Regions from separate parts of the Homo sapiens genome. Here all the other regions are linked to region 6. The links are chromatin loops, found by intact Hi-C in ENCODE. Cell type or tissue: heart left ventricle. All regions are shown on one strand. Region 1 has its middle 120 kb from the start of PGBD5. Region 2 overlaps GALNT2 (polypeptide N-acetylgalactosaminyltransferase 2). Region 3 overlaps URB2 (URB2 ribosome biogenesis homolog). Region 4 overlaps LOC105373162 (a long non-coding RNA gene). Region 5 overlaps LOC105373162 (a long non-coding RNA gene). Region 6 overlaps GALNT2 (polypeptide N-acetylgalactosaminyltransferase 2). Region 7 overlaps LOC105373162 (a long non-coding RNA gene).

Region 1 (4,000 bases), 95 kb before region 6:
CCCTGCCACATTGACTGAATGCTGATCACATCTCCCAGTGGTGCTGGGGCGCAGTAGCTCATGCCTATAATCCCAGCACTTTGGGAAGCCAAGGCAAGAGGATCACATGGGGCCAGGAGTTCCAAACCAACCTGGGAAACATAGTGAGACCCTGTCTCTGAGAAATAGAATTTAAAAATTTAGCTGGGCTGGGTGCTGTGGCTCACACCTGTAATCCCAGCACTTTGGGAGTCTGAGGTGGGTGGATTGCTTGAGGTCAGGAGTTCAAGACCAACGTGGCCAACATGGCAAAACCCTGTCTCTACTAAAAATACAAAAATTAGCTGGGCTTGGTGGCACACGCCTGTAATCCCAGCTACTAGGGAGGCTGAGGCAGGAGAATCACTTGCAGCCGGGACGTAAAGGTTGCAGTGAGCCGAGATAGCGCCATTGCACTCCAGCCTGGGTGACAGAGCAAGACTTCGTCTCCAAAAAAAAAAAAAAAAAAAAAATTAGCTGGGCATGGTGGCATGCACCTGCAGCCTGCAGTCCCAGTTACTTGGGAGGCTGAGGCAGAGGATCGCTCAAGCCCAGAAATTCAAGGCTGCAGTGAGCACTGATTGCACCACTGCACTTCAGCTTGGGCTGAAGGATCACTTTAGCCCAGGATCACTTTAGCCCAAACAAGACGCTGTTTGTTTGAAACAATAACAACAACAACAAAAACAAACAAACAAAAAAACAGAACCATCTCCCAGGGCTGTGGGCCTTTGGGGACATGCACAGGAATACACACAAAAAAAGACAAACATGTTCTAGTTTGAGCAGAAGAATAGTACAGGGCAAGTGGACTAAGTCATTCATTCAAAACACTTTAATTGAGCTCTTCCAAATCAGTAGGCACTATGCTAAACACTAAGGGTATAAGCAAGGACAGTCTTTGCCATCAAGGGCTGTCAAATAGTGGGAGAGACACAAACGCAATATCTCATGTGGCCAGAGTGATAATAGTATGTAAAAATTAATCAAGGAATGAAGCCCGTATTTTCCCAACCACAAATGGGGATACATGAATCATGTTCTGTCTCTGGGGCAGAATATTTTAAAAGTAATTGCTATGGGAGACTGACATGGCCAGAGAGAGGTCAGGTGTGGATGTTATTCTACAGAATGAGTAGACTCGTTTTTTGGAACAAACCCACGTGACACTAGCTGATTTAGAGCCAAAAAGCTCAGGGATTTGTCACTGGGAGGATCTTGGGCCAATAGACATGAGTCTGAAAATTCTGCCCAGGTTAAACCACCCTGACAGTACCAGGCAAGAGAATGTGAAGTCTATACACATTAAAAATTTCTGGTTCCAATTCCTGGGGAGGCTGGAGCAAGAGGATCACTTTAGCCCAGGTAGTCGAGGCTGCAGTGAGCTATGGTCACGCCACTGCACTCCAGCCTAGATAAGACACAGTGAGACCCTGCCTCTAAAACTTAAAAATTAAAAAAGAAACCTGCCTAAAGGAACAGTAACCAGTCTGGAGGGAGGAGGCTCTCGATCCCGAAGAAGCCAAAGGTAACTGGACACGAGATTTTTCTGTGCCAAGCATTTCCCAGTTAGGCTGTGGCTGATTCACCCTCTCTGTCCCCCTCTCACACTCTCCTCAGTCCCAGGAACTAGAAAAAGATGGAGAGCTGTCCTTCCCTGAGTCGCCCCAACCCTTAGCAGCAGTCTGACCTTATGCGGCCTGAGTGAGGCCCAATGCTGGTAGCGGCTCTGTTCACACTCACCCTCCAGCAAAGCAAACGTCGAGAGACCAGGAGAGGGGAGTCCAACCCCAAAAAGGAGAGCCAGTGCCTGCGAGAATAAGTGTGTTCATGGAGTTAACAGGATGGAATACTTCAAAATCCAGGATGCCCTGAAACTATATGTACATCTATTAGATATCAATTAAAAATTATCTTAATTAAAAAAAATAAAAATAAAAATCCAGGATTGTTGTCCTGGCATGGATGGAATGAAGAAGGGCCTAGGAGAGTGGGAAGGTGTAGGCAGATTTGTCTGATTTTAACAGAGTTAAAACGAAAAATATGTAATTAACAACCTGCTCCCAAACCAAATTTTCACCCTCCCCCTTTTCGGACTGTCCACCTTCTTTGAGATGAAGCCTTTCCCATGGCTGCCCAGCAGAGGGCAGCAGAGGACACCTTATGAGCCTCCGTCCCCTGCACACAATAGCGCATTCGTTCAACAAATGCCTTCGGAGTTTGGAGTGGACAGTGTTCCAGGCACTGTGGACACTGCCCTAAATAAGACAGACGAGGTCTCTGCTGGTCCAGAGCAAGGGGAGAGAACAATAAGCAAAGTCATGGAGACTATAGCACCGTAAAGTGATGGGGACAGGAATGGAAAAGGGGCTTGCTGATTCCACATTTCGGCTTCCAGCCAGTGTTTACCAGTACTTGTTAGGGGCCGGGCACTTCTGGGGACAGTCACCAACACAGAGGCCCCTGCCTTCATGGAGCTTACGTTCCACAGGAGGAGAGAGCACCATAAACACAAAAAGGGTCACAGAATCTTTTTTTTTTTCAAGACAGTTTCGCTCTTGTCCCCCCAGGTGGAGTGCAATGGCGCGATATCGACTTACTGCAACCTCCACCTCCCGGGTTCAAGTGATTCTCCTGCCTCAGCTTCCTGGATTCTCCTGCCTCAGCTTCCTGAGTAGCTGGGATTACAGGCACGTGCCACCACGCCTGGCTAATTTTTGTATATTTAGTAGAGACAGGGTTTCACCATGTTCACCAAGCTGGTCTCGAATTCCTGACTTCAGGTGATCCACCCGCCTTGGCCTCCCAAAGTGCTAGGATTATAGGCGTATGCCACCACACCCGGCCTCAGCAGAATCTTTTAAAGGACACCGAGTGTTACGGAAAAGGAAAACATAGAGCAGGATTTGGGGAGTGTCGGGGAGTGGGGAGCAGCAGGCTGGTGTAGCCACGCTCCCTGAGAGGCCAGATTGGAGCAAGGTCTGACAAGAGGGACTGCCAGGTGACTCCGAGGACCCACCACAGTCTGGTCCACAGCTGTTCTATGTTGGAATCACTGCGGGTGCCTGGGTTCCACCCGAGGCCTAGGTTGAGGACCTCTGGCCTAGAGCAAGGTTTCTGGGCAGCCCTGTCTCTCACCCCTTATGCCTTCCTCTCCATTTTACAAATGAGAATAGTGACGCTCAAACACGCTCACGCCTCCCTAAGTAAAGGACGGTCAGGATTTGAACCCAGAAGTATTTGAACCCAAAACTCCCATGTTTCCTCAGCATCACACCGTCTCCCAGACCACGTGACTCGTCTCTCTTTTGGAAAATATCTAGGAGCAAATGGCTCTTCCCGCCACTACACCCAACAAACATCTGGATTGTTCTGTGTCATTGGTTAACTTGCAGGGACACAGTCAAGGTGGTAAGGAGGTTGTGCCTCCTGACCCGGGACAGCTTAGCCTTCCCCTGACCCATAGGACGCTGTGGGTCACCAACAGGCAGCAGGGACACAGTGGAGCCACCCAAGCTTCTGAGGTCTTCCCTGCCTTGGACCTTTATTGCCTCCAATGCACAAGATGCCAGGGAGCTAAGGATGCGCTCTCAGAAGGAGGCGTGAGCTCCAAGATGGGGCGTCCAAGCCCACCTCCGGCCCAGTTGATGCTGGCAAAAAGACTTTAATTAATTTCTTTATTTTGGGGCACAATTCCAGCAAGCTTAATTGGGGAATTCATGTCTCACTTGCGAGCCTTTCCTTGGCCAATGTGGTGGCATGTGCGGGAGACTGGCGGCACCCACAGACTGCTGTGAGATGGCGAGAAGCAAAGCCGGGCTGGGGGCTGCAGGGCTCTCCGAGGACCCGCACCGCTTCTGGTGACTCTGGCCATGCCCAAGAAACCATGGGGCACGGAGCACAGGCGGCCTGGGGCCTTGTCAAGCCACAGTGCTGACTCCCAGTGTTTCGTGGTGCCCCGAGGGTTTCGCACTTGCCTTTT
Region 2 (4,000 bases), 140 kb after region 6:
TGGTGCTTCACAGAAGTCAGCTCAGGAATCAAGAAATGAGATTGTTCCACAAGCATATCCCACGAAGCTGATCAGCAAATTAAACTGCTGGAGCAGTCTAAATTAAAACTGCCTCGAGCAGCTGCAGGTCTGTAGTAAGGGAAGCGATTATGAGAGTACACACAACCTTTTAACCAGGATGCATTCATGCCTCATCGAGGAGACCAGAACAAGAACAGGTGACCAAGATGTCTACAGCATGGAGGGAAACTCCACCACTAGCCAACCAAAGGCAACATCCTTCGGGAAAGAAAACTGGCTCATTTGTTTAGCAAAAGAAACCAAGGAGTAGAGAGATCACCGAAAAAGAGGCTGGACGAAGATGAAACCAGGGGCTACCTCTGAAGCAGAGGGAACCACAATGGCTCCCTCTTAGTCTCAGCTCCAATCCTGCCTTCCCCATGAGCCTACGTGATCACCACTTTAATACTGCAACTATCCTTCCGCCCTCATCCCTAATCCCCATACACTGCTCTATTTTTTCCACAGCACACAGCACCTTTCTGCACACGACGTAACTGACTTCATGTCTACTGTCTGGCTCCCCGCAGCCCCCCACTAGAATGAAAGCTCCAAGACCACAAGGATTCCGTGTCTGCTACAACAACTGGTGTACTCCCAAACACTCAAGCAGTGCCTGGCACATAGGAGGGTCTCAAGAGATACTCACTGAAAGAATAAATGAAAAGAACCAGAGCCAGTTTTCATCTCTGCTCCTTCCGGAGGGGCAGCTGAGGATTGCGGCCTTCAGGACAGGCAGAGGCCTGGAGGGTAGGAACACAAATTCCATGGAGCAAAAGGTAAAAATGAAGAAAAGAGCAGCCGGGCACGGTGGCTCACGCCTGTAATCCCAGCACTTTGGGAGGCCGAGGTGGGTGGATCACTTGAGGTCAGGAGTTTGAGACCAGCCTGGGTGGTGAAACCCTGTCTCTATTAAAAATACAAAAATCAGCTGGGCATGGTGGTAGGTGCCTGTAATCCTAGCCACTCAGGAGGCTGAGGCACAAGAATCGCTTGAACCCGGGAGGCGGAGGTTGCAGTGAGCCGAGATTGTGCCACTGCACTCCAGCCTGGGCGACAGAGTGAGACTTTGTCTCAAAAAAAAAAAAAAAAAAAAAAGCAAAACAGACCAGCACTACTATCAAAGCATTATCAAGTGTGCATCTGCTCCAAGATGCCTTCCAGGAACTTTCCAAATGAGGCCGCAGTATGAGGGCACTGCCAATGCAAGGAAGGGGCATGGGAGGCCCAGGGAGCAGGAGCAAGCCAGGTTCACTGCTGGCTGGCAGAAACCCTCGGCCAGGAGTTGCAGAAAAACCCCACTGCCTCCAGAGGCCCTGAGGAGATCTCTTCCACCAGACAACCCTGGGTCTGCCACCTGTGAGCTCTGTGACCTTGGGAAAGTCACTTAACCTTTCTGTGCTTCAGTTTCATCAGTACACTAGAAGAAATAAAAGGGCTGAGATGAAATGCAGCCCTTTTATTTCTATGCACAGTGAGTGCCATGAAAGTGTTTATTAAATTTTGAAAATTAAAACGTATTAATATATTAGCCCTCCCCACAGTGGTTCACCCCAGACCACACAGAAAGGCAGTCTCATTACAAGAAGGTCTAACCATAATGGCTCAGACAGAAGGAATGAAATCAAAATTAACGGACTAAGGCAGTGGTTCTCTACCAAGGGCAATTCTGCCCACCTCCCACCCTCGCCAGGACACTTGGCAATGTCTGCACATTTTTGGTTGTTACAACTTGGAAGATCAGGGGTGGGAGAACTACTGGCATCTAGTGGGGAGAGGCTGGGGAAGCTGCTACACATCATACAATGCAGAGGACAGCCTTGCACAACAAAGAATGATCCAGCCCAGTGCAGTCGCTCACACCTGGAATCCCAATGCTTTGGGAGGCCAAGGCAGGAGGACCGCTTGAGCCCAGCCTGGGCAACATAGTGAAACCCTGTCCCTACAAAAAATTTAAAAATTAGCCTGCTGTGGTGACACATGCCTATAGTCTTAGCTACTCGGTAGGGTGAGGTGAAAGGATCACCTGAGCCCAGGAGTTTGAGGCTACAGTTAGCTCTGGTTGTACCACTGAGCTCTAACCTGGGTGGCAGAGTACAACTGTCTTAAAAAAAAAAAAAAGCCAGCCAAAAATGTCAATGGTGCCAGAGTTAAGAAACTGAACCAGAGCAACCACAGTCCCGAAAGTACCCTTGTCCCTGCCCAAATGCATGTCCTGACCTGAACTCTGGAAATTCAGTAACTCTACCCCCAACCCTCCTGGCCATTCCTCTTCCCTAAGAGTTAGGGACAGAAAACTGCCAGCCATGGGCAGGAGGAGGTGGTCAGCAGAGTGGCCTAGGAGAGACTCTCTGTTCCATGGGGAGCTCCTGGAAGGCTGCGGCAGAAGGGACAGTTGACCAGGGCAAGCAGCCAGCAAGGGCAGGCTGAGCCATGAGGGATCGGCCCATTTCCCAGCCCCCAGGCAGCCAGCCCTTAACTGCTTCTTTGTGACAGCCCGCCTCAGTGAGACAAGGGGCTCATATAACTCCCATAGCCTGGGAAAGCTTTTTAAATGTAAGCCTATGAGTGAGACTCTATGTGACAGTTTTTGTTTATCTCCAAATCCGGCCCTGATGAATCACTGTCATCTACATTTCAGCATGCTAAGAAACCTAATCCATATAAAACACCCCATGCTTCTGGGGCCCATACTAGTAGACATGACTAAGTGCAAAAATGCCAGTGTTTCACCCTGTGCTGCAGGAGGCAAGAGCCAGGCAGGAGCACAGTGCCACCTGCTTAGAGCAGGGAACCCTAGAAAGGTGGGGGCCCATCAGGGAAGATGGATTAGTGTCTTGAGCCCCTTTTATTTCCATGGTTTACAATAGAGAAAGGTGGGAGAGGCTTTCTGGACTGGGCAGGTAATCTGAAGACAGCTTTCCTGCCAACTCCATACTGGGTTCATCATGAAGATCAAGCACAGGGCCAAGGTAAAGGAATCTTCACACTGTTAAGAGAACAAGGTCAAGTTCCACTCTAAGGACAGGAGTGATCACTGGTGAGCACACATCAATGAATTCAATGTAATTCTCCATAGAGGAGAGTTCCCCGCCAGGCCCAGCCTATCCCAGACCCATTCAGGGGGGTTTGCATATGGAAGTACCAAGACATCCCTCCTCCTTAAAAACACCTCACCCATAAGGCAGTCTAGAGGCAAGGCCACAAGATTACAATGGTGGAACCAGAACTCTCAACAGTAACAGTGAATCAAGACTTACTCAGAGGGAAAAGGGATTGTTCCCATCATGGAAGTGGGGCTAGGCCTCCTTCTATCCAAGTGGCACATTTGCAGGGGTGACAATCAGCATGTTCACTATGGCACAGGCACAGAAGTGGGTCCAAGAGGCCCCTCAAGTGTCAGGATTCAACCCTTTGATTGCTGAACATGGGAAAGAGATCCCAAGGAAAGACCAGGGCAGCTAGGAACCGGAGGGCACTCAGGGGGTCTCAAGGCAGAGCATATTTAACAACCAGCATGGAAGTGCCCCACTGTTACATGTGAGTGGCATGGCTAAGCCAGTGTGTTTCCATCTGGATATCCACTGACTTGTACGGCTCAGCATCACCCATGCAGAGCTTCCAGAAGAGGCTTCACAAGGACAAAAGCACAAAAACCAACAGGGAGCATAGACTTGGCCAGGTTTGTGTGTTTTCTCATCACGTGAATTCTGCTGGGCACTCCAGGAGACTTCACAGGCTTTTCCCAGGAATACCTAGCTTCCCTTCCTGGGATCTCAGCCAGAGCCTCACAGTCGACTCCTGCTTACACCTGTGTCTCTGTCCCAGGCAGCCTCACCGCACCCCCCGCCACCCCCGCCCCACCACACCTGCTTTCACTAAGCCCACTGCCTCTGGACTTGCTAGAAGTTAGGCAGGACAGTGGCCTTGCCTGCTTTGA
Region 3 (4,000 bases), 550 kb after region 6:
AAACGACACTGCTGCTGCCTCTACAGCGGCTTTTATGAGACATAAAGCAGAAACGTATGAGCTTATTAGACAAAAGAATTCAGGCTATAGCCTGGCATGCCGGCAATAAATCAAAGTTACCTCTATGAGTTATGAGAAACCAGGGCCAGGTGCGGGGGCTAACACCTGTAATCCCAGCACTTTGGGAGGCCAAGGAAGGGAGGACTGCTTGAGGCCAGGAGTCCCAGACCAGCCTGGGCAACATAGTGAGACTATCTCTACTAAAAACTTAAAAATTAGCTGGTTGTGGTGGTGTGCACCTGTAGTCCCAACTACTTGGGAAGCTGAGACAAGAGGATCGCTTGAGCCCAGGAGTTGGAGGGTGCAGTGAGCTAGGATTGCACCACTGCACTCCAGCCTAGGCAATAGAGCGAGACCCTGTCTCCAAAGAAAAATGAAAAAGAGAAACCGAAAAAAAAAAAAACTCCCCCAAATCCCTTCAAGTAGACACCCCCTCTTTGCTGTCTTTTTTTCTGGAGACTTCACATCACTCCTTAACATTGGGCAGTTTCCACAGCTACTGTAGGAGGCTGAGTCCGGGAAGCTGCAGAAGACAGGCTGTGAAGGAGACCCACCCACTGTGGTCCACAAGCAGGGCAAGGTCGAGAACGGGGCTGTGTGTTGTCTGTGCCATTGGGGGCCCCCTGATGTACTACTGTCCAGGACCGCCCAAGGCAACATCCCAGGCAAAGTCACCCCGCTGAGCCTTCTCTCACCCAACTCCCCTTACGCCCACCCCTCCCTTCAGGTGTCCGCCCTCAGCCAAAACCAGGCTGCCACATGGATTCAGTGCAGGCATTAAGGATCAGCACCCCAGGCCCTTCCAGGGGCGCCTCTCACCACCCAGGCAGGTCTCAGTTCAAATATCACCTCTTTCTCCAGCCACTGAACTTGTCTGCTTTGCTGCCAACCCCGCGATCACCCCCTGGCCTATTTGTTTCCTGGCTCATTGTCAATGTCCTCTACTAGAAAGCTCCCTGAGGACCAGGGCCATGTCTCCGTGCCTGGTACAGACAGGTGATTCATGCACATCTGTCAGGTGATGGGGGTCTGGAGCCACAGCAAGTCCAGTGGGGACAGTCTCTCTGAAGCCCAGCATTTTGCCGTTCCCCAAGCTGAGTCCCCAACTCTGCCATGTGGAGAGCTGGCTGGGCCAACTCTCTTTGCTTGTGAGGTCTATTCTAACAGGATAAAAATGAACAACAGAGCCTCCATATTTGCCAGCCAGAAACATGTTTCTTCTACCCTATGAATCAGCAAAATGGAGTTAAAACAAATTCTTTGCTGAGGAGCGTTTAGAGTTCAAATAGAAATGACTGTGAGGAACCTGTGACTGCTTCCCCAGAAATGGGAACACAGCAGAGAGCCCTTCAGAGCTGTGCAGGGAGGAGGTGGAGTCCCAGCCTTCTCTTCGTCCTTCCCTTCCTTCAAGGCTGACTACCTGGCAGCCGCTGCCAACTCCCTTCGAAAGGCCCTGCAGTGCCACCACCAGGACGCCTGATGAACTGCTCCACGTTCGTCAGCTCACCCAGCATTCCCAAGGCAGGGGGAAAGGATGGTCCCCTCACCTCTGGCCTTCAGAACTTTCAGCACAGGAAAAACTAGCCATGGCTCCATGAAGGCCTTGGAGACAGTTAGCTTCCGGTCTGGGCACTTGAACCAGAGGCAAACCTAAGACCGTGTTTTAGCTCCCGCTTGTTTACAGCTCGTGTCCTTGAAAGGTCGCCCGCTCACACCAACACCCATCTCCAATTGTGAACAAGAAATGGCGCCACCAGACTCTCTTCGAGGCTCCTGCAGGGAGTTTACTACAGAAACAAAATTCTGTCAACACAAAGCATTAAGCGAAAGGATGCCAGACCAGCCGAAGACATTTCTGGTGGCCAGAGCTTCGAAAGGCCCTCTGCACACACAGTCTAGATGAGGAAGGGAAGGGAACAGATGACATGTGCAGTGCGTAAGGCAGGACTGTCCCCCAGCCCCCACAAGATAGCACAGGAAATAAAATCAAATGTGGGGCGTAAAACAAGGGCCATTTCTCTTAGGTATCAAAGACATTCATTTTATATTGTCTGCTCCAATCACATCTGCTTGAAAATACAGTGTTAAAAAAAAAAAGCCTTTGCTTAAGGATGATCCTTCAAATAACTTCAAAAGTCTGCATTTTGAACTAATTAAAAAGGGAATTCCAACATGATTCCCCCAAAGACAGTGAATAAGAAAAATGGTAAATATCCCAATTGAGAAATGTGCTATTACAGAAGAAAGATAATTATATAAACATAATTTACATAAGAAATAAAAATGGTAAATGTGAAAAATGTATAATCTCTTAGTAATTAAAGAAATTCAAAACAGAATAACATCTCTCTCCTATCAAGGAAGCATAAAGAAACAAAAATCAATAATATTAAAGTTGACTCACTAGTAGGAAAATAAATTAGTAATATTCTAGGGGGCAATTTGGCAATATTTATATAAATCCTTTAAAAATGATGTGGTTTTCTGACAAATAATACAACTCATGAGAATTCATCTTCTGAAAATAATTCAGCTGCAAGCACCATCTATAAAAGGGAATTTGGACAGATACCTATGTCTAACCATGGTGTACTTATTAAATAAAACAACAATATCTACTCAATGGACTACTATGCAGCCAAAAAAAATATATGTCGAATGTTTTCACTGACCCAGAGTTACTTAAAATATTACACAGGAAAAAAGGTAACTTTAAAAAAATGCATTTATGATCCAATTTAGCTACTATATATATTTATATGCACATCTATATACATACACATAGTAAAGGGACTACAACAAGATACTCCAAGGTGACAACCGAGGTTATCTGGGTAACTGAGACTATGAATGAGTTTTTTAAATTATCCTTTTATTTTTCTTTTCTGAGGTTGCTATAATAAAAATATATTGCTTAGGTAATAAGAAAAAACAATTAGGATTATTTCTTAAACTGCATAGGAAAAAAAAATTCCTAAATGAACTTCACAGAGCTAACACAGGAGGAGCAGGCAGGAGCCCTGGCACCTGTGCTAAACGTCACCGACCTGCCTGAGGTGCCCACTATCGCCACCCAGAGCAGACACCTCAGGCCACAGACTCTAACTTTCCCTGACTTCTTCAGAAAGCATACTTAGAGGGAAGGCAGAAAATGTGACATTTCAAGAATACTTCCCATGTTACTTGAAGAATTTGAAAGGCAAGTATATTTAAACAGGGCTGAATTATACGCCCATGTACCCAAAGTAAAAAGCCAAGTTTTATGTAGTTTCCAGTGCAGACGAGGGAACACCAAACCACTGAGCCAAGACGAGAACCAAACACAGAAAGGTCCCAAGAGTCAGCAATTTTTCTATTGAATTAATCTCATCCCAGGGTCAATTTTCAGGATTCTATTGCAATACTTACTGCATAAAACTATGTATTAAAAAATAGTAAGAAAAACACGATGTAAAATACATCAAAATATACTACATAAACCCCAAAGGATTTTCTATGTATACCAATACTACGAATTAGAACATCTTAAGTCTTTCATTCTCCAGCTCTTTCAGACCATGCAGCCAAAGCCTCTGGACAGTGTCACTGGCGGCACTTCTGTCCCATAGCCTTAGGCCGTATATCTTTTCTCTCCTTCATGTTTGGCCTTGTGGTACTTGAGATAGTCATTATAGAGCTCCTTAAAGATGTCTCTCATTCCCGGCTGCAGCGAGGCCCGCAGGAACTGGACGTCAGGCTCGATGCAGAGGTCCAGGATGAGGTAAATGCCCTCCTGCAGCAGACTTTTCACAGCTGGATATAAGGTCACCTGAGGAAAAAGGCAAACCTCTGTGAGAACAATTGGGGGCAGAGATCAAGCCGCACCACCTGCCAACAATGCCTTGGGAAGCACTAACAAGTAATTTCAAACTGACCTCCAAATTGAGAAAAAAATCGACAT
Region 4 (4,000 bases), 380 kb after region 6:
CTGGCTTTGCCACGTGGTGGGAGAGGATTTATGGACAGAAAGGAGAAAGCGACGTACAGAAAGCAGAAGTGAGGCACAGAAACAGCCCGATTGGCTGCAGCTCGGTATTTGCCTTATTTGAATACAGTTTGAACAGTTGGCTGCCTGTGATTGGTTGAAGTACAGCTTTTGTGATTGGCTGAGACTCGGCTACTTGTTCCAAGAGTAGGTTACGGTCTCTTTACACATCCAATTGGGTTCACTATGTATGGAGCAACGTTTAGGCTGAACTTTAAATAGGTAAGGAGGCAGCTTTAGGCTAAACTGAATTTAACATGAGAATAATATTAAGGTCTAGAGAATGTTTAGACTGTCGATGGTACTGCCGCTCACTGACAGCCTAAATGGGCTGGGCTTGTCCCCTGAAAGATAAAACAAGGGAAACCAGCTCCCTAAATTAAAGGCATAAATCGTTGTCCAATCCCAAAACCAAGACACCATGGAGTGTTGATAGATTTTTTCCAGGTATCATCGCTGCGATTCTACCTGTAAAAGAACACCTTGAGAAGACGCCATTCATCACTCTGTCTGGGGGTGAGTATAAAGATGGCACCCAGAGGACCATCAAGGAGAGAAAACTCCAGGAGAGCTCATGGAAATAGTAACACAGCAAAGGGAGAAAGAGAGAAAAGTCGAACTCTGAGTTCCTCTCTAGGGGAAAGGAGGAGGTAAGGAGATGGATGGGATTCTTGAGGACCAGAAACTGTGTGTGTGCTGCAAACTCATTTTGTAATCACTGGAGCACCTAGTCTCTTGCATGGAGTGGCTATTCCTCCGGTATTTGTTCCACAGAGAAAAGACCCCTCATTTGACCTTCACCGGTGATGGGGGCCTGGGTTATTCTTATTTCTTCGGAGGAGGGATGCTGCTCTGTTATTTTCTATAAAATGGAGAAAATTGCCTCCAACTGACCTAAGGTAACTAATTAGCAATCTTAAGGGCGCTTGGGGGGGGGGGGAACACAAGTCATTTGATTAATAGAGCACAAACGAAATAGGTGAGGAGAGGCAGCCAAATGCATCTCCCCGAAACCCAGTCAGCCACACAAACTTTCCATATTCACTGGAACAACGGGGCTGGAGGCAGAAGGTGTTTGTTTTGCTCTGATAACAGGCAACCCCAGCATTTGGTGCCTGCTTCAGGGAGCCAGTGGAGCAGAGGCAGAAGCCTGAAGTAGCTGGGAGGAATTCAAGCAGACTTGAAGAGGAAAACAAAAGCTCCTCTGCATAAAATCCCAACAGCAATCTGATTTGGGCTCGTTATAATTCTGTCTTCACCTGCTTCTAATGGTCTCCCTCTTGGGGAAAAAAGAAATCAGAGACAGCTGATGCCATATAATGAATTCTATATGCAAAACAAACAGAGAGAAGGCTTTGTACCATTAACATGAGATACCACCACCCAACGCACTCTTTGCGTTTTGTTTAATAGAGCTACTCTCCAGACCCCTCATTAGCTGCTCTGAACAGGGAGGGAGAGGCCCAGCAAGGTGGTTCCAATAAAGTGATTTTTTTAGTTCCTGAGATCTGGGGCAGCTGGCAGAAAACTGTTTGCAACATAGACACAGCCCCTGAAGTCTTCTTCTGTCTTCTATGAATTCACTCATTTTTTCCTCCAATTAAAATAAAAAGAACAAACGGTCCGATAAAGAATGTTACTCAATTTATAAATTTGTTTATATGGGCTAGGGTGGTGGCTCATCCCTGTAATCTCAACACTTTGGGATGCCAAGGCAGGTGGATCACCTGAGGTCAGGAGTTCGAGATCAGCTTGGCTAACATGGTGAAACCCTGTCTCTACTAAAAATACAAAAAATTAGCTGGGCTTGGTGGCGTGCGCCTGTAGTCCCAGCTACTAAAGAGGCTGAGGCAGGAGAATCACTTGAACTTAGGAGGCAGAGTTCAGTGAGCCGAGATCGCGCCACTGCACTCCAGCCTGGGCAACAACAGTGAAACTCCGTCTCAAAATAAATAAATAAATAAAAATAAATAAATTTCTTTATATGAGAAAAATGCCAAGGAACAGAGATTAAAGCACACTTAAAAGTTTTTTGGTTTTTGTGTTTTGTTTTTGTTTTTTGAGACAAGATCTTGCTGTGTCACTCAGTGCAGTGGCATGATCCCAGCTCACTGCAGCCTCAAACCCCTGGGCTCAAGTGATTCTCCCACCTCAGCCTCCTGAGTAGCTGGGGCTACAGTAGGCACATGCCACAATGGCCAGCTAATTTTTTGTATTTTCGTAGAGATGGGGTTTCACCATGTTTCCCAGGCTGATCTCGAACTTCTGGGTTCAAGTGATCTGCCCGCCTCAGCCTCCCAAAGTGCTGGGATTACAGAGGTGAGCCACTGGGCCTGGCTACACACTTAAAAGTTTAATGGCTACAACTATATTTAAATTAGATGAAATAAAATTGATTAGATTCTAGAAGATGATATATATGAGTAATACATATATTTGGAAACTACAGGAGTATGAAAACATTTAGTGTTCCAATTTCTTTAAGGCTGTGGTTCTCAAAGTGTGGTCTATAGATCACCAGCATGGATGGTGAAACTTAAAAATGCAGAATCCTTGGCTTTACCCTTGGATATACCAAAGCAGAATATGGGGGAAAATCACTCAGGAATCTGCAATTTTTAACAACTCACTCACTAAATTTTGCCATGCTGGTCTAGGGATTATCTGTGAGAGAGGAGCAATTGGTCTGTCTAGGAATACTGTCAGAAAACCTACTCCTTGGCCCTGGACCCGTTCCATTACTGGACTTCTCTGCTTTTAGTAATGGCTTTCTTTACAGGGAGTTATAATGACAGCCTTCGGGTGTTGGATCTGCTTTCCAGATATTTACAGATTAAATGTGCTTCAGTTAAGATAGTGAGCCTCACTGAATGCCTGGCAGGCTGTGGCTTCTCGTGGGGACAGAATAAACATGTGCCAGTGGGACTGGACAATTGTCCTCAAAGATCAAGACTCTGGTGCTCAACTTCGATTCTCAGGAGGCTCTTGTCCTGGTGGTAGGGTGACAAGCAGTCTCAGTCTTCCCAGGAATGAGGCACTTCCCAGGGCATAGGATTTTGGGGTTTAAAATCAGAAAAGTCTTCTTCAGCAAACCAGGGTCTGGGAATCCCATTTGGTGGTAATACTATACCCTAGCAAGAGAGACTAGGAACCCATTGCCTCATTCTATTTATTCTGTGCTGAGAAATATAATTCCTAAAATGTGTTGATTAGTCAACTCAATCTTTCTACCATAGAAAAGTCTGAGAAACCAAATTACCATCAAGGTTGATTTGTTAACAAAACTATTGAGAAAGAAGCATTAGATTAAGAGACACTTTATTTCTGTGAGCAGTTTGCAAACCAGGGAGATGCAGCCTCCAATACAACAAAGGTACACTCAACTGGAACAAAGAAAGGGGTTGTCCTTTATAGAAAAAGTTTTTTCCCAGGCTTCCACTCCAGTATGCTATGCAAATGAGGGTTGCAAACTTGCTTAGTTCTTACTGGTTGATGTTAAGATTGACCAGAGGTTATAGTTTATTGGTTGGGTCCAGGTGTTGGCAGCCATTGATTCAGGCAGCATAAAAAGGGACAGATATGAGTGTCCCAAAGTTATGGAGTGTGTGGTTTTTCCAGGAGTACAGAGTACATGTTTAACCTTTAGTCAGTAAATGGCCGCTTGGGTCCATTTGAATTTAGGCTCAGTTAATCATTCACGATCAATCTTGAAGAACTGGCTTTTTCAAAGTAGACAGTTCCTGCTTTTGATCAAAACCTGTCATCAGACAGCTCTGGTGATTGGTGGTGGGTTATGTCCCATCATGGTGCCAGAGTGGTCGGCTTCCTTCTCTGGGCCCATCTAGTCCCACACTGGGATCCTCATGGCAGGGCAGTGGTTAGTTGAGCAACTAGAGCCATTTACCTACAAGAGGCAAACAGGTACCTGTTAAATTTGAATTAA
Region 5 (4,000 bases), 370 kb after region 6:
ACTAATCATTGTCTATTACTATATATTTAGTCGTTTATATTTTTAATGTCTTGTCTTCCCCCATTAAGACTCCATGAGAGCAGAGATTGTGGTCTCTTTTGTTTACTGGATTTCCAATGCCTAGAACAGAGCCTGCCACATAGGCTGTATTTGAAAATTTTCATTTCTGATAGTGCCTTTCAGTACAAACACCTAAAGCTGCTGGGGGAGACATCTCAAACATTCTTTTGAACGCCTGACTAAGATGATAGCAACAAGCACAATCCTGAGAGCATCAGAAATGAGGTTTTTTTCTGAGACTCCATGCTGATCCCTGGGGGCTGAGATCAGGTTCAGAAGATGATGGGGTGATACGGGTTTAGAAGTAGCCAGGTGTCTGGTCAGGGTGGGAGATCACGTCAGAAACCCTTCGAGAAAGTCATCATTCCTGTAAGGTAACACATCCCCATGGGTGAACTAGGGCACAGCCCATCCTGCAGAGGGAGGCAGAGGGAATAACTGCCTGTTTTTGCCTTGGTTCTGAAATAGCAATCCCTCAATCAATCAATCAATCACATACCTTCTGAAAATTCCTAGCCACTCACCCACACTCATTCAGATCTGGAGTCTGAATTCCCACTCTATGAATGGCCTCAAAACTTCCAAGACAAATATCTACATAAAGTAATCCCAAGTTGGCGCTTCCCCAGATCTTGGCAAAGGAAAGTGTCAATTCCCAATTCTCTCTGCAAAACACAACTCTAAGAAGTACAAGGGACTTGAGCTCCCAGTCAAAAGTCACTAAATATATGAGGAAGTAAGTCACCATGAGAAAGTCAGCAGAAGCTACAAACCACAAAATAAGTACTGCAAAAACAACAGGTATGGCAATCATCAGATACAGAAAAAAAAAAATCTATTATTACATTTAAAGAAATACCAGGGAATTTCAGAAAAATATCTAAGTGAAGAACAAAAGACTATAAAATCACTAGGTAGATCCTAAAAGTACCAAGCAAAACTTCTAAAAAGGGAAAATATAATTGATATTAGAAACTCAATGAATGACTTAAATAACGTATCAGATTCAAAGAGAAAATTGGTGAACTGGAAAGTAAATATTAAGAAATAGCACACAAAATGAGACAAACAGAGAACATGAAAAAGAGGTATCAACGGAAATAAATCACCAAGAAAGAAGACCCAAAATATATGTTTTTAGAACATCAGAAGAACATAATAGAAACAGCAGAGAAAAGCCACACTTTGTAGAAATAATGACCAACAAATTTCTAGAATTGATGAAAGACACCAATCCTTAGATTCAGCAACACCAAGGAATCTCAAGAACAATAAACAATAAGAAATGAACACTCAGTCTGCAAAACTCTAAACAGTGCCTGTGAAGCAGAATAACATACATCAGTATCAATCCCTGTGAGGGGAACACTGTGTACCTGTTGCTAATCCTAGAGGAACACTCAAAAGTCCTTGCATTTTCTGCTAAGGTTCCTAGATATGGCAGGCTTCCAGGTCTAGCAGGAGGTTTTGCACTAGCCCGGCTGTCCCAGTGAGTCTGGTGAGATGGAACTGTCACACAAGTCAGGCAAAGCAGATTTACAACTCACAGGTGAGCAGCAAAGATAAACAGAAGCCGAGGATCCATGGCAAACCAGTCCCTCGGGTTCAGGAAAGCTGCCCAGGGCAGATGGAGTCTTGTCTACACGTGCCTCACTTCGCATCCCAGCCGAGAGACCCTGAAAGGGCTGTGTTTTGGTTTTTATACCCCAGGGGCAACATGGTTTGCTGAGCCCAAGCTTTGCAGGATATCCTGTTCTAGGAAGATGTCCTGGATGGATAAATCCCAGCCTGTTTCAGATGGTTCCTGCTTATCTCAGGGTGTTGCATTCTCAGTACCTTCTCTCTGAGAATTGCAGGCAAGAGGGGAGAGAGCTGGGTTGGCCAAGAAAAATTTGGAGATTTGCCTCCTGCCATGCCTTCCCTCCACACCAAAGACACTAAAAGCACTAAAAGTCGATGGAAAGAAAAGCAGATTATCAACAAAAAGAATGACAATTTCATAAAATCAACAGCAGTAATGGTATCCAGAAAACAATACAACAATATTTTCAATATCCTAAGGGAAAGTTCTGGTTTTACGAGACTGCATAGGCTAATAACAACTGAGCCAAGATATCACCGACTTTTTACACAAAGATTTATTTTATGTTTGTCCAAAATCTCCTATTAATCAAGTGACTCTCCAGGACATTGTGTACCATACAGTGAGTGACTCATCAATCCAGGCTGCCTACATCTTGAGGCTCCACCATCTCAACACATGGCCTGCAGAATCACCAGAGAAGGAGAAGAGCTAAAGGGTCATGCTGGAGATGCTCACTGTGCCTCAGTCCAGAAATGACACCTGTGGCTCCGGCTCCCAGTCCATCAGCCAGAGTGACTCACAGGGCTCCACCCAGCTGCAAGGGAAGATGTTGCAGGGGAGGGGAAGAGCATGTGAATGTTCAGGAAGCACTGAAACTCCTGCCACTCTTCCAAGGACAAAGGCAAAGTAAAAACATATACTGATAAACCAAAACTGTTAGAATCTGTTACCAACTGATTCTCATGAAAGGAACTTCTTTAATAAGACAGCATTTAGGAATAGGGAAAATGATCCCTCCCACCAAAAGGTCGGAGGTGCAAAAAAAAGATGGTGAACAAAGAAATGGCAGCCATGTGAAAATTAAGTAATTACTGACTGTATCAAACAATAGCAATGATACTCAATTTGTAGGATTAAGAAAAAGCTCAAGCTGGAAACGAAATTCTAGACAAAAGCAGCATAATCCTGGAGGGATATGACTAACAGTACAGTGTTTTATGGTCCTTTTACTGTTCTAGAGGACTCTGTCAAGTTAAATATAGATATTAAAATATCTAGGGTAACCACCAAAATAACAGAACTAAAATGCATAATTTTCAAACTTTTAGAGGGAGGAAAAAGTGAAATGAGAGAAGAATAATTCAATCAGTCCAATAAAAGACAAGAAAGGATGAGGGCAGGGGGAATGGAGAGACAAGATAGGACAGGAGTACAAAATAAAATCATATGAATAAATAAAATTATTTTAAAATTATGGTTTTTTTATTTTTCTTATATAAATGAATAAAATTATATCAATAATTGAAACAAGTGTAAATGGGCCAAACTCTTAAACTAATAAGCAAAGATTATCATTCTTGTTTTCCTAAGTCCAGCAATACACTATCTATAAGAGCTGTATCTAATCACAATGAGTAAACACTTACGTGGTCCTCACCATGTGCCAAGCACTGTTCTGTTCTGACTACGCCGTATTTATCTATTTAATCTTCCCAATAGCCCAGTGAGACAGAGACTGTTTTGATAAGAAAAGTAAATCATAAGGACACTGTGGGAGGCCACGGCAGGCTGATTGCTTGAGCCTAGAAGTTCAAGACCAGCCTAGGCTACATGGCAAAACCCCATCTCTCCAAAAAAATACAAAAATTGGCCAGGCGTGGTGGCATGTGCCTATAGTCCCAGCTACTTGGGAGGCTGAGTTGGCAGAATCGCCTGAGCTTGGGAAGTTGAGGCTGCAGAGAGCCGTGACCATGCAGCTACACTGCAGCCTGGGCAACAGAGTGAGACCCTGTCTCAAAAAATAATAATAATAATAAAAGTTAATCATAAGGAAGTGAAATAATTTGCCTGAGATTAAATAACTAATGAGAGTGTGATTTGAACCCAGGAAGGCCCCTCCTAGAGCCCATACATTTAGCCTTTGTATTACACCACCTCTTAACCCCAGAAAGGGTGAAAACGAAGTAACACTGAAAGATATACCAGGTAATATTAACCAAAAGAAAGCTGACATCATGACATTTATATCAGACTTTAAGGAGAAAAGCATTATCAGCAATAAAGAGATAAAAAAATAAAGATCACAAGAAGATTTAATAATTCCGGGCTGGGCATGGTGGCTCACACCTGTAATCC
Region 6 (4,000 bases):
AAACTTCTGTTCTTTGTAAGTTACCCAGTCTCAGGTATTTTGTTATAGCAGCACAAAACGGACTATGACAGAGACAAAGCCAATGCCCTTACCATGCGCCTCCAGGCTCCTAGGGCTTGGTGCCTTGACTCCTCTCAGACCTCACCTCTTTCTACTCTTCCTCATGGCCACCTGCCTAGCGACTCTGGCTTCCTGCTGTCCTTTAGATAGGCCTGGCACACTACCTCTTTGGGGCCTTTGCCCTTGCCACCTCCCCTGATGAGAACTCTCTTCCCAGTTATTCAAACGCACACTCCCTCGTCCCTTCCCTCAGGTCTTTGCCTAAACACCTTCCTGTCAGTGAGATCTTCCCTGATCACCTGTTTAGTACTAAAACCCTTGACTCTTTCACACTCCTAACCTCCACCGCTTTTTTTTTCTCTTCTGTATTTAACATGCTTTTTAAAAACCACATAATTAATGATTTATTTTATTGTTTTCTCCCCCATCCTCTTAATGTGAGCTCTATGACGGCAGAGTTTTTTTTTAATGTTTTGTTCACAGCTGTTTCCCCAGTGACCAGAAAAACACCTGTCATGTAGTTAGCACTCAAATCTTTGCTAAATAAATGCATAAATCCAAGAATAAAAATAAATCTTCAGTGAATATAAAACTTTAAATCCAAGTACAATATTCCTATTGGGATATTTCCTTTTTTAAATAACTTGAATTTCCAAAGAGGTGTGGATTTTCTCACATTATTGTCAGATGAAGAAAATCATGGCTTATTCAATATAGTTAAGATAGTCGTTACTATAAAAGTCTGAACTTTAAATTTTACAGATGGCAGTGGAGATTATGGGCCCTCATAGGTTCTACCATTAACATTTAACAACTCCAGAGTACAGGCCAGGCATGGTGGCTCATGCCTGTAAACCCAGCACTTTGGGAGGTAAAGGCAAGAGGATCACTTGAGGTCAGGGGTTTGAGGCCAGTGTGGGCAACATAGCAACACCCCATCTCTACTAAACAATTTTTTAAATCAGCTGAGTACAGTGGCGCACACCTGTAGTCTTAGCTACTCAGGGGGATGGCTTGAGCCCAGGAGTTTGTTACGGTGAGCTATGATCACATCTCTGTACTCCAGCTTGGGCAACGGGGTGAGACAACTCCAAAGTATATGTGAATTGTCAGTTACACCAGTGAACAGATCGGTGTTTTGACTTAATAATGAATGTACCATAAACTGACAATGCTGCTTCTTTTAAGTTCATTAGAAACATCACAAGTAATCTCCGAAACCATATTCAAGTGAAATACGTAGCCTAAATGACAAAAAAAGTTAAAATAAATTTTACAGTATTTTGACTGTTTCCTAAAATATACAAAACCCTTCCACTGAAAAAGAAAGTTGTTCTTTCAGTTTCATGGTTCCACGACGGGGGGCAAAGTGATGGGTTTTAAATGGATAGTTGAAGTAGGACAGTTTGTTAGGACTCGAAGATTGATCTCATTTATCAAGCAAAACTCTGTTGACTCCATTTTTCCTGGTCTAATTTCTTTCTGAAATAGGTAGGATCACTGCTTCACAGCTATTTCCACAACTGTTTTTGGTTCTATGATAAAACAATCCAATACCATCTCAGTGTGACAGAGGCATTCACATACTGGAAGCTGAAAGTCTGCCAGCCATGTCACACACATTTTGAGAGCAAAGTGTAACAAAATAACAGTTCATTCTTTACTTAAAGCTGATATATATACAAGCCACTAGTCACTATATTAATGTCCTGAATTTGTGTAATTAATGTATGTAGTTTATGTGTACATCTGAGCCTAATAAAAATGCTGTAAGACAGGCCAGGCAAGCATGATTATTGTTTTACAGATAAGAAACCCAGGGTTTACAGAGATTATTTTAACCTCAGTCTGGGAGCTAACAGCTGGTTGAGCTATTAATAAAAGCAACACATCCCAACTTCAAGCCTGTATTTCCATTTACTCTCCTTCGAGATAGACATTATTGCTCAGGGCAAAATTTATAAACTGCCAAATTCAGAGTGGATTTGAATTCCAAATAAAACACTCAGGTGTTTTTCCTGCTTCCAGTGACAGTAAAGTTCCTTGCTGTAGACCAACCTACTCACTAAAAGCAACCAGAAATTCGGGATGAAATACACTGAAGAATCTATTTGAAGGCACTAGAGAGCTAGCAAAGCAGCCAGGTGTGAGGTCAGGTTTCCAGAAAGGAGAAGCACCTAGAGAGGAAGGCCAACATTCTCTGATCCTCTTCCCCTCAAACGGCATAGAGCCAAACGGCCGACTGAGCCGAGCAGAAGCGATGGTCTTGTAGGTGCAGAGCCAAGTGAAAGCTTCTGGAGGTGCTGTGGAGCTGTGGAGGCCAGAAATGGACTTCAGGGCTTGCTGAGGAAACTGGGCTCTGATACATATCCCAGACTTCCAGGTCGAATCCCACAGGGCTACTTCCTAGTGGCAAAAGAGAACTGGAAACTCACCAGCTCTCTCACAAAAGACCGAAACCCAGCTTTATACCAGCTCAATTCCAGACTTGATTAAGGTGACCTGCCCTATTTTAACTGCCTGCCAGAGAACAAAACTAAATCCTCTTTGGAGGAAAAAGTCAGTGAGAGCCCTGAAATATCTCGGTATTTATTCATACACAACAAAACACAATCACTGAAATGAAGAATTCAGCAGTGGATTTAAAAGCAGACTAGACAGAGCAGAGGAAAGGATCAATGAACAGGAAGCAGGCCAACAGAAATATATCCAGACTGAGACACAGGGAATCAAAAAGAATAAAAAGTACAGAAAAGAGCTTATGAGGGACAGAGGAAACGCAGAATTATCTAACAAAGATGAAATTAGGGTCTCAGAGGAAGAGGAGACAGAACTGCAGCATGGCAAAACTGACAAGGCATGAAGCTCAAGAGTCAGGAAATTCCACAAATCCCAAACAGGTTCAGCACAAGGAAAACAACTGCTAGGCATATTATGGCAAAATTGCTGAAAAAAAGAAATATCTGAAAAGGCAGCTGGAAGGAAAAGTCAAATGTCTTCAAAAAGAACAAGACTAACGGTAGACATTTCGCCAGAAACAACAAAAAACAGAAGACAACTGAAAGACAACGTAAAGGTGCTGACAGTCACTGTCAACCCAGAATTTCACAGTCAGTGAAAAGACTCTTCAAAAACAAAAGTAAGCCGGGCGTGGTGGCTCACACCTGTAATCCCAGCACTTTGGGAGGCTGGGGTGGGCAGATGGCTTGAGGTCAGGAGTTCAAGACCGGCCTGGCCAACATGGTGAAGCCTAGTCTCTACTAAAAATACAAAATTGGCCAGGTATGGTGGTGGGTGCCTGTAATCCCAGTTACTTGGGAAGCTGAGGCAGGAGAATCACTTGAACTGGGGAGGCGGAGGTTGCAGTGAGCTTAGATCACACCACTGCACTCCAGCCTGGGCAACATGAGCGAGACTCCGTCTCAAAAAAAAAAAAAAGTAAAGTTAAGATGTTTTCAGACAAACAAAAGGATACAATTCATTGCCAACATACTGGGACTAATAGAAATACTAATGAAATACAGAAGGAATATGGTCTTAGGTAGAAAAATAGAAATATAAGAAATGAGGAGCAATGGGAATATAAATATGTGAATAAATCAAAAGGATATTTACTGCATAAAACAATAAAAGATATCCTATAGAGTTTATAAAGAAAGAATTAAGCTAAATGACAACAAGAGCACAAAGGGCTGAAGGTAAGTGGAAGGTAAATTATTAGAAGGTCTGTGCATTGTCTAAGAAGTAATAAAATTATTCATTTACATTAGGCTCTACATGTGGACTTACTAGTCAAGAATTTAGCAAACCAACAGAGAAGAAAAAACGTAGGAGGATGCAAGGGAAAAAGAAACACAAAGCAGGTGGAACTAAGAGAACACAACCAGTGAGATGTTGGTGTTAAACCCCAATAAACTAGTACTTACATTAAATGTAAAAG
Region 7 (4,000 bases), 350 kb after region 6:
TGTCAGGGTGCTGATTGGTGTGTTTACAATCCCTGAGCTAGATACAAAGGTTCTCCACGTCCCCATCAGATTAGTTAGATACAGAGTTTCGACACACAGGTTCTCCAAGGCCCCACCAGAGCAGCTAGATACAGAGTGTCGATTGGTGCATTCACAAACCTTGAGCTAAACACAGGGTGCTGATTGGTGTGTTTACAAACCTTGAGCTAGATACAGAGTGCCGATTGGTGTATTTACAATCCTTGAGCTAGACATAAAGGTTCTCCACGTCCTCACCAGAGCAGCTAGATACAGAGTGTCGATTGGTGCACTCACAAACCTTGAGCTAAACACAGGGTGCTGATTGGTGTATTTACAATCCCTGAGCTACATGTAAAGACTCTCCACGTCCCCACCAGACTCAGGAGCCCAGCTGGCTTCACCCAGTGGATCCCGCACCAGGGCTGCGGGTGGAGCTGCCTGCCAGTCCTGCGCCGTGCGCTCGCATTCCTCAGCCCTTGGGTGGTCGATGGGACTGGGCACCGTGGAATAGAGGGTGGTGCTCGTCGGGGAAGCTCGGGCCGCACAGGAGCCCATGGAGTGGGTGGGAGGCTCAGGCATGGCGGGCTGCAGGTCCCGAGCCCTGCCCCGTGGGAAGGCAGCTAAGGCCCGGTGAGAAATCGAGCGCAGCGCCGGCAGGCTGGCACTGCTGGGGGACCCAGTACACCCTCCGCAGCCACTGGCCCGGGTGCTAAGCCCCTCACAGCCCGGGGCCGCAGGGCCGGCCGGCCGCTCCGAGTGCGGGGCCCGCCAAGCCACCCCACCCAGAACTCCAGCTGGCCGGCAAGCGCCGCGCACAACCCCAGTTCCTGCTCGCGCCTCTCCCTCCACACCTCCCTGCAAGCTGAGGGAGCCAGCTCTGGCCTTGGCCGGCCCAGAAACGGGCTCCCACAGTGCAGCGGCGGGCCGAAGGGCTCCTCAAGTGCCGCCAAAGTGGGAACCCAGGCAGAGGAGGCGCCGAGAGCGAGCGAGGGCTGTGAGGACTGCCAGCACGCTGTCACCTCTCAAGGGGATATGGGATGAGCCAGATACCCCAAAATATCTTCCTAAACTCCACAGAAGGGAGCGAGGCAGGGCAGAGGGCACCAAGGGAGGTGCCCCGTGAGATTCTGCACAGAGGGTTCGAATGACAGGGCCTTGCTGTGAAAGTCACCGAGTGCGCTTGTTTTTGTTTGGGTGGAAATCACTCAGAATAACATGGCTCGCTGCACTCAGATGCCAGCTCTTGGGATGATATTAAATCTCCCTACTGAATACAAAGTCTCCTGTTAAAAAGCAATCAAAATAATCCTCAGGAACAGGTGGACGATAAATTAATGAGCACAATCTTTTCCTTCAAATTGAGCTGGGGAAGAAATTAATTACTGGGCAAACCGGTAACAAAGAGGGATCCCCGCCTCCTGCAGCCTTGGAGCCCTCTGTGATTTTGTTCTCCCGAAATCTAATTTCCATGAAACACTTCAGGGAAGTGTGTATCGCAGCATAAGAATTTCTTAGCAGGCGTGCTAATATGAACGCCATAATTCCCCAGTAAGGAGATCTCGCTCTGCTCGAAAGGCCTGGGACTGACAAGGATGATATTTCAGAGAGGTCTGCAGTTCGTTCCCAGACACTGTTAATAACCACCATACAGATTAAATGAGGACTGAGCTGGTGGGACTGGACCCCCGGAAGGTGGATATAAATTTTATTTATAGGATAGATATGTACAAATACATAAAATCTTTATTTTCAGTGGCATAACTTCTATATCTGCCTAGAATACAAATACACTTTCCTGGGTGATCCAGTGTCCTTTGCAGAGAGTTTCTAAGGCAGAAGCCTTAGCAATGTCACCCTTGCAGCTATTTATAGGGCCCTGGCACTTGGTGGAAGCTGACTAATGGTGGCATGCCAAATGACACCGAGAACACTGCTGCTGGCCCTAAATCATCCTCTCATGAGTCCACACTCTGTGGCCCTTCTCCCTTCCCAGGCTGGGATGCCGCTTCTGTCTGGGGTTGGGCAGACACGGCCAGGACTCAGCCCCTGTTAAGGGGAAGGAGAAGGAGAGTAATGTTTGCCTGAGCCAGGTCCTGTATTAGGCTACTTACATTAAATCCTCTGGGCCACCTGGGAGGTTGGGCAACTGGCTTCCTTGGCTTGAACACGAAGAAAACAAGACTCAGAGGTTACATTTCTTCCCTCTGGGACAGACCACTGAGACCTGGCTAATAGCAGTGGGATATTCCCGACTCGGTGGCCTTCCTTTGTCCCTTACGCTTCTCACTGCTGTTCAGTGAGTAACACTTGATTTTCTTTATCCTGCTTGACTTTCAGTGAGCAGCTGGATCTCAGCTGGGAAGGAAACCTTGGAAGTGCTCCTAGGACCAGGGCTGGAGGAGCCAGCCGGCCCTGCCCTCCCTGTGGGAGATGCTGACCTCCTCCTAACCTCCCTTTCTGTTTCCAGCCTGTAAAGTGAGGGCGTGAATGCTTAATTTCCCAGGCTGGTGTGAGGAATCGATGGGACAACTCAGTAAACGGCTGACCCCTGCCTGGCACGGAGGTAGTGACAAGCCCTGCCAGGGTGGCCCGAGTGTCCCGGTGCTGGGCCCGCCACTGCCTCTTAGATGTTCTTTCATCTTGGACGTCTGAGAGGCAGTGAAATCGCTTCATTTCTCTGAGTCTCAGTTTCCTCATCTGTGATGTGACAATCACATCCTCTCATGACTTTACGTATAAATCAGTGAAAATGGTAGGTTATTAATTTTTAATTTGAAAAACAGAAATTTTTACAAATGCAAGCCCCATTCTACAATAGTGGGCCACATGGGACTCAAAAGTGATGGGACCCACCCTTAGACCCATTAGGATGGCTATTATAATAAACAAAACAAAATAGAAAACAACAAGTGTTGGTGAGGATATGGAGAAACTGGAACCTTTGTACCCTGTTGGTGGGAATGCAAAATGGTGCAGCCATTGTGGAAAATCACATGGTGGTTTCTCAAAAAATTAAGAATAGAATTGCCATGTGAGTATATTCCACTTCGGAGGATACACCTGAAAGAATTGAAAGCAGGGTGTCAAAGAGATACTTGTGCACCCATGTTCACAGCAGCACTATTCACAATAGTGAAAGGAAGGAGTAACCTACGTGTCCACTGGTGAAAGAAGGAACAAACAATACGTGCTCCACATACAATGGAACATTATTCAGCCTTAAAAAGAAGGAGATTCTGGCTGGGCGCGGTGGCTCACGCCTGTAATCCCAGCACTTTGGGAGGCTGTGGCGGGCAGATCCCCTGAGGTCAGGAGTTCCAAATCAGCCTGGCCAACATGGCAAAACCACATCTCTACTAAAAATATAAAAATTAGCTGGGCGTGGTGGCACACACTTGTAGTCCCAGCCACTCGGGAGGCTGAGGCAGGAGAATAGCTTCAACCTGGGAGGCAGAGGTTGCAGTGAACAGAGATCATGCCATTGCACTCCAGCCTGGGCAACAGAGTGAGACTCTGTCTATAAAAAAAAAAAAAAAGAAAGAAAAAAGAAAAAGAAAAGAAGGAGATTCCTGCAACATGGGTGAAACCTCAGGACATCATGCTCGGTGAAATCAGCCAGTCACATAAGAACAAGTAACAGTATGATTTCACTTATATGAGGTACCCAGAGAGTCAAATTCATAGAGACAGAAAGTGGAATCGTGGCTGCCAGGGTTGTGGGAGGGAGAATGTGGAGTTCGTGTTTAAGGAGTACAGAGTTTCAGTTTGGGACGATGACAGAGTTCTGGAAGATGGATGTGGTGAAGGCCGTGTAACAACGAGAAAGTACTTAATGTCACTGGACTGTTAAAAAAAATGGTTAAAATGGTAAATTGGTTAAAAAAAAAGAGGAGGGTTTTTAAAATGTTTCCCTTCCCACTCTGCCTTTGCCTGCTTCTCTCAGGCAGGGCCAGCTTAGCCATGAGAAGCTGACCCCTTC

What was found. Peaks named below come from ENCODE experiments on the same cell type or tissue, not always from the same donor. Only the 100,000 strongest peaks of a DNase experiment are listed, where the experiment ranks them.
Region 1: a loop joins it to region 6, with 3 times the contacts of the local background. A loop is called at or near these places in 14 of 110 quality-filtered maps.
Region 2: it touches region 6 in a loop (2.6-fold over the local background); 32 of 110 quality-filtered maps call a loop at or near these places.
Region 3: a loop joins it to region 6, with 14 times the contacts of the local background. A loop is called at or near these places in 26 of 110 quality-filtered maps.
Region 4: a loop joins it to region 6, with 2.1 times the contacts of the local background. A loop is called at or near these places in 6 of 110 quality-filtered maps.
Region 5: it touches region 6 in a loop (3-fold over the local background); 6 of 110 quality-filtered maps call a loop at or near these places.
Region 7: it touches region 6 in a loop (1.9-fold over the local background); 2 of 110 quality-filtered maps call a loop at or near these places.

Annotation. Positions count from the first base shown.
Region 1 is chr1:230,308,922-230,312,921 of GRCh38, reverse strand. No RefSeq gene overlaps it. Among named protein-coding and RNA genes, the nearest start is that of PGBD5, 120 kb to the left of the region's middle. In heart left ventricle, a CTCF peak has its summit at 2,157 (motif pointing right); a DNase peak (open chromatin) is centred at 2,171; H3K27me3 peaks cover 153 bases.
Region 2 is chr1:230,072,280-230,076,279 of GRCh38, reverse strand. All of the region lies in intron 1 of GALNT2 (polypeptide N-acetylgalactosaminyltransferase 2), which reads right to left. Among named protein-coding and RNA genes, the nearest start is that of GALNT2, 7.0 kb to the right of the region's middle. In heart left ventricle, no CTCF peak of the experiment used is centred here; a DNase peak (open chromatin) is centred at 2,479.
Region 3 is chr1:229,658,968-229,662,967 of GRCh38, reverse strand. It overlaps URB2 (URB2 ribosome biogenesis homolog), which reads right to left. Exons shown (of 10, transcript NM_014777.4): 10 at 2,768-3,868. The coding sequence ends at 3,671. Among named protein-coding and RNA genes, the nearest start is that of URB2, 35 kb to the right of the region's middle. In heart left ventricle, a CTCF peak has its summit at 1,534; a DNase peak (open chromatin) is centred at 1,507.
Region 4 is chr1:229,832,583-229,836,582 of GRCh38, reverse strand. It overlaps LOC105373162 (a long non-coding RNA gene), which reads left to right. Exons shown (of 4, transcript XR_001737830.1): 4 at 505-707. Among named protein-coding and RNA genes, the nearest start is that of LINC01682, 51 kb to the left of the region's middle. In heart left ventricle, no CTCF peak of the experiment used is centred here; no DNase peak of the experiment used is centred here.
Region 5 is chr1:229,842,410-229,846,409 of GRCh38, reverse strand. The region is part of intron 3 of LOC105373162 (a long non-coding RNA gene); the gene reads left to right. Among named protein-coding and RNA genes, the nearest start is that of LINC01682, 41 kb to the left of the region's middle. In heart left ventricle, a CTCF peak has its summit at 2,449; a DNase peak (open chromatin) is centred at 2,419.
Region 6 is chr1:230,213,614-230,217,613 of GRCh38, reverse strand. The region is part of intron 3 of GALNT2 (polypeptide N-acetylgalactosaminyltransferase 2); the gene reads right to left. Among named protein-coding and RNA genes, the nearest start is that of GALNT2, 150 kb to the right of the region's middle. In heart left ventricle, CTCF peaks have their summits at 2,159 and 2,360; a DNase peak (open chromatin) is centred at 2,333; H3K4me3 peaks cover 336 bases; H3K27ac peaks cover 1,754 bases.
Region 7 is chr1:229,862,322-229,866,321 of GRCh38, reverse strand. All of the region lies in intron 1 of LOC105373162 (a long non-coding RNA gene), which reads left to right. Among named protein-coding and RNA genes, the nearest start is that of LINC01682, 21 kb to the left of the region's middle. In heart left ventricle, no CTCF peak of the experiment used is centred here; a DNase peak (open chromatin) is centred at 2,446; H3K27ac peaks cover 2,654 bases.